Linked DNA regions of Homo sapiens: region 1 is linked to region 2. A link is an interaction called in ENCODE POLR2A ChIA-PET data of the cell type or tissue named here. Cell type or tissue: GM12878. All regions are shown on one strand. Links, peaks and the distances in the headings refer to the core of each region. The heading gives the core; the rest is flanking DNA. Region 1 has its middle 56 kb from the start of CD24. Region 2 overlaps PDSS2 (decaprenyl diphosphate synthase subunit 2).

Region 1 (2,927 bases), core at 151-2,650, 300 kb after region 2:
TATTGGTTCTATTTCTCTGGAGGACCCTGACTAATATATTGACCATACTCTTTTTTTGTATACATGCCATTCAAAATTATATAATATTTTGCAAGTGAAACTACTTAATTACTTCTGTATTATAAGCTACCTCTCTCAATTTTAATTTTCTCACCTGTAAAATGAGAGAAGTATGGTAAAAATTGTTAGTCATCCACCAAAATCTACTCTCCCCTTCTTCATGGATACATTATCCTGCATTTCCCACCCCCAGCAGTCAAGGGGGGGCTGTGGGAACACATGACTATGTTCTTTCCAGTGGCACGTGAGTGAAAGGTATATATGGCAATTCTGGGTCTAGGTCTTAAAACAGTGGGTAACCTTCATCTGTGCCATCTTCCTGCCAGGGATGGATCTGTGGCCTCCCAGATTTTGACCATAAAAATACCTGAGAGAATGGCGGAGCTGCGCTACAGGAGGACTCACAATCCCCGAATGACTGTGTGGAGCAGAACTGTGTCCACAACCTCGACCATTCGCCTCAACACTGTTATGTGAATGAGCAATACATTTCTTTGCTCTTTAAGCCATTGTATTGTTAGTCTCCATATAGTAGCTCAGCCTTTGCCCTAACTAATACAGGGTGATGACAGCAGTTGTCTTACCTACCTCATAAGATTTTTAAAAAAATCCAGATCCTGCACAACTTCATGGGATTTTTGTGAAGATCAGATGAAAGAAAATGGTTAAGGCTGTGCACAAATGCTATGATGCCATCTTTACTTGATTATCCAACATTAAAACATTGTCTGGACCTCAGTAGCCCTCTGTAAAATGGAGACACTGGATTCCATGATGCCTAGGATTGCTGTGCTCTTTTTCTGACAGGAAAGAAACTGCCTTGAGATAAAGAATTACATAAAAAATACAAAATGGCTAACAGATTTTGCTAATTACCACCGACCATGTCTGGATCATATTTGGGAACTAGCAGCCAATATAAACAGTGGGAAATGAGTGGCTATTGAAAGCAACTATCACATTAAACTTAATTTTATAACCATTTCTCAAGCTGGTGGCAATCCCTAACGTGTCCATGTGAACTACAATATGTTAAATGTCATTAATTGTTTAGACTTTGCCAGAAAGCCAGTCTAGGGTGACAGGATTTATGGTAGAAAATCCTGTAGTGGCACAAAATCCACTAAACCACATTAGTCAGGTGAGAAACAAGTATTACTCTCAGCTGATTCTTATTTTACAAAAAGATCTTCCATTTCCAAAGTACAATGTATATCAAGTCCTTATATTAAAAAAGGAAGGCTTCATAATAGAACAAGTCCACAACTGAAGTAGATGTGAGCAGACATTAAGAAAAAATAAAGAGGAAAGGAAAGAAAATGATTGATTACATTACATAGCCACGCATAGCCTTGGAGTTTTTGTGTAATTTTTTGTGGGATGAGAAAATGGAATCTTTCCTCTTCCTTCATATGGACAGAGGCAGGTCAGATGTGCCAGATGCAGTGGCTTAGAGGCCTCTGAAAAGAAATATTTTCACATCCCATGGACACTGCTTTCATTTGGTTGTCAAAACGTAGTGCTGGAAAGGAAAGCGATTAGTGGTTCCCATTAGGAAAAGTGATCCATTAGGAAAAACCTCAGGAGGCACTTCCAGGTTGGAAGAACGATGCCATGGACTGGAGTCAGCTGTGATGGAGTCTGGAATGGTAGGAAAGGACATTCTGGGGAAAAACAAAAACAAAAACATAAAACATGTGAAAATGTACAACATGCAGCAGCCAAGTGTAATGCAATAGAGTTTCCTTGGAAACACACACACCGACTCCTCTGAGCAAGCATGTTCCCAAGGCCACCTGTTTCCTTTTGACACTGGCAGCTGCTTCTCTCCGCAATGGCTTAAACAGAAAACCAACAGGAATTATTTTGGCAGGAAAATGGGATTATCTTAGGTGCTTAATGAGAGAAAAGATCTGAGCTTATTTGTAATAAGAAATAAATATTAATGGGTTGGGGCACATTTGGGAATTTTCATCATAGTAATAAATGTCAAAGAGAAATGTTTTTCCTTTATCATTAGACCTCAGACTAATTTACCCAAATACAAAGTTGTCTTTGCCCAATGAGAAAGAGAAAAATAAAACTAAATGAAGTGAATAATTAAACAGGGAGAAGAAAAACAAAATGAGACTGTATTTTACATATGGCTCATGAGGTTCTCTTTGGGCTGAAGAGGATTAACTGTTATGAGGATTTTATGCTGTGGGGAGTTGATGGAATGGATTTATGACAGATGAGGGAGATGGGGATGAATGTGCAGCTCATTCAGACACCTCCAGTTTCTCGTTCAACATTTTGCTAAAGATTAGGGGTAAGAGATCAAAGCAGAACCAAGTCCCACAGCTCTGTATGGAGAATTACAAAGCCTGGAACAAAATATGCTTACACTTAGTCCTGTTTGGAGTTGATTTGATTTGTATACATTTGAGTCCTTGTATTAGAGTTTTCCAACTCTAGTTTTCCATATGTATATATAGAATATATGCATATATAGAATATATGGTATATTCTATATTCTGTCTATATAATGTATATTCATATATAATATATAATATATTCATATATCACATATAATATATTCATATATAACACATTATATGCATATATTATATAGTCATATATAATATATTATCTATTATATACATATATTATATATAATATACCTATAATATATATTCCATATATACATATCACATATTATATATATTCTATTTATACATATCATATATATGTATTGTATAAAAAGATATTTATTATAAAGAATTAAGGAACTGGCTCAGGTGATTATGGAGGCTAAGAAATCCCGAAGATCTGTGGTCACAAGGTGGAGGCCCAGCAGAAACAATGGTATAGTTCTAGCCTGGGTC
Region 2 (2,927 bases), core at 314-2,813:
CCCATCCTGGAGCGTGGTGGCATGATCTCAGCTCACTGCAACCTCCACCTCCCTCCCAGGCTCAAGCAGTCTTCCCACCTCAGCCTCCCGAGGAGCTGGGACCACAGGCACATGCCACCACAACTGGCTTGTTTTTTGTATTTTTGGTAGAGACAGAGTTTCACCATGTTGCCCAGGCTGGTCTCAAACTCCTGAGCTCAGGTGATCTGCCCACCTCGGCCTCCCAAAGTGCCAGGATTATAGGCATGAGCCACCATGCCTGGCCAATTTTTTAAAAAAATGTTTGTAGAGCGCAGTGGTTCACACCTATAATCCTAGCACTTTGGGAGGCTGAGGCGGGCGGATCATGAGGTCAGGAGTTCGAGACCATCCTGGCCTCTGCTAAAGATACAAAAAATTATCTGGGTGTGGTGACGCACACCTGTAATCCCAGCTACTCAGGAGGCTGAGGCAGGAGAATCACTTGAACCCAGGAGGCAGAGGTTGCAGTGAGCCGAGATTGCACCATTGCACTCCAGCCTGGGTGACAGGGTGATACTCCATCTTAAAAAAAAAAAAAAAATTTTTTTTGTAGAGACAGGGTGTCACTTTGTTGCCCAGGCTGGTCTTGACATTTTAGGCTTAAGCTGTCCTCACATGTTGGCCTCCCAATGTGCTTAGATTACAGGTATGAGCCACCACACCCAGTCTACAACCTGCTTTTAAACCGTAAGATATATTAAGTATTGCATATATTCTGTTATGTGCTAAGAAAATGGAATCCAATTGCTATACTTCTGAGACTCATCTCTGCCACATACTACGGTCTAATCTTGGTCAAAATACATTCTTGAAATCTTACCTTTTTTTTTTTTTTTTTTGAGACAGTCTTGCTCTGTCACCCAGGCTGGAGTGCAGTGGCACCATCTTGGTTCACTGCAACCTCTGCCTCCCAAGTTCAAGTGATTCTCCTGCCTCAGCCTCCTGAGTAGCTGGGATTACAGGTGCTGCCACCACGCCCAGCTAATTTTTTGTATTTTTAGTAGAGATGGGGTTTCACCATTTTGGCCAGGATGGTCTCGAGCTCCTGACATCAAGTGATCCACCCACCTCGGCCTCCCAAAGTGCTGGGATTACAAGTGTGAGCTACCATGCCCGGCCCTCCTTACCTATTAAATGGGAATAATGATAATTAATATTTCTGAGGGCTGTTATAATAAAGAACATAAAAGTGTCATCACATAGTTAGCTCCCAGGAGATATTAGATTGCATTCTTTTCCTTGCTTTTTTCTGATTCCCAAATGTGGAGATTTATAGACATTTTTCTATACTTGACCTTTTTTAAAAAAAATAATAAGGTATGTAAATTTTTGGCTGTCCAGTTTCTCAAAATAATTGAAAAGGCTAATTCAAAGCAAACATTTAACATGGTGAAATGGGTCATTAGAGAGATCTGGTGTCTCATCCAACCCAAATTTAGGTTGTATTTATAAAGATAGTGACCCAGAATATGAATCTGAAATCCTAAGCATGAAAACAGGCGACATTTGCATACTTTTTTAAAAAGTACTTTTAACTTCACAGGCAGCTAGCTTCTTTGTTTCCACCTCTTCTTTTCTGATTATGTGAAAGGTAGCAGTTTGGCTTGGCAGGTTCTTGCTGGGGCTTTGACACCTTTCCGGGCCAATTAGTTCACCTTTGTTCTGTGACCATGGACCAGACCTTTAATCCTGAGCAGCCACTGTTACAAGTGCAGTTTGTTCTCATGTGAGTAGATATGTACAAATGTCTCACCACCATTAGAAAAGCAACTCAAAGTATCTCTCGGAGCAGTAAAGTAGGAGAGCAGCATATGGCTGAGCAAAACCACCAGTACCACTATCTCAAGCAAGCATCATCTTGCAAGTTTCAGTTTTTTTCCCATGTTATTTGAACCAGCCTTACTTCAGCAAAAAGGTCATGTGACAGTGAGACCTACATTTAAAAAAAATTAACATACTTCTCTCTGATAGTCATTCAACAAGTATCTTGACATCTATCACCTTTCAGGAAAAAAAAAGGAAATCCCGTCAAAAGTAAATATTCACTGAATGTATCCTCCTTTTCTGTATAATAAACCTTAGTAAAAACTGCACATATGTAAGTTGATGATATAGGTGTATCTTTTTTTTTTTTTTTTTTTTTTTTTTTCGAGACGGAGTCTCACTCTGTCGCCCAGGCTGGAGTGCCATGGTGCGGTCTCGGCTCACTACAAGCTCCGCCTCCCAGGTTCACGCCATTCACCTGCCTCAGCCTCCCAAGTAGCTGGGATTACAGGCGCCCGCCACTACTCCCAGCTAATTTTTTGCATTTTTGGTAGAGACGGGGTTTCACCGTGTTAGCCAGGATGGTCTCAATCTCCTGACCTCGTGATCCACCTGCCTCGGCCTCCCGAAGTGTTGGGATTACAGGCGTGAGCCACCGCGCCCGTCCTGATATAGGTATATCTAAATCTCATTTACTCTGACTAACATGCATTCATTTCACAATTCTGTATATCTGGTATCTGAAGGTACTGATTTGGATGTGGTTATCATACTAGTTTCTTGGCATTTTACAATTTATACTAACTTTTCCTTTATAATAGAGCATGCTCTCTTAGTATATACACGGCAAGCTGATGGAAATGAGGGATTTTGTTTCATTAGTAACCAAACTCATAAAAGGTAATAATGTTTAGGGAATAAAATTTCTGATTAACTTAGGAACAGTTAATTTGTGGTCCAATTAACTTATGGTAGTAGATTTCAGGGGACTATAAATTAATCGTTTCTTGGTTTTCTGAATTTTCTATTTTTTTTCCAGTGATCGTGTATTACTTGAATAATTTAAAATGTAGAAATGATGAATAATAAAGTCTTAATCACAGTAAGAAATATGTAATAAACAAAACTGAATCTTTGATTTT

What was found. Peaks named below come from ENCODE experiments on the same cell type or tissue, not always from the same donor. Only the 100,000 strongest peaks of a DNase experiment are listed, where the experiment ranks them.
Region 1: POLR2A ChIA-PET joins it to region 2 with 8 read pairs; 2 of 35 experiments call an interaction of 5 or more read pairs at or near these places.

Annotation. Positions count from the first base shown.
Region 1 is chr6:106,917,246-106,920,172 of GRCh38, reverse strand. No RefSeq gene overlaps it. Among named protein-coding and RNA genes, the nearest start is that of CD24, 56 kb to the left of the region's middle. In GM12878, for the core only: no CTCF peak of the experiment used is centred there; no DNase peak of the experiment used is centred there.
Region 2 is chr6:107,220,586-107,223,512 of GRCh38, reverse strand. The region is part of intron 4 of PDSS2 (decaprenyl diphosphate synthase subunit 2); the gene reads left to right. Among named protein-coding and RNA genes, the nearest start is that of BEND3, 110 kb to the right of the region's middle. In GM12878, for the core only: no CTCF peak of the experiment used is centred there; a DNase peak (open chromatin) is centred at 1,720.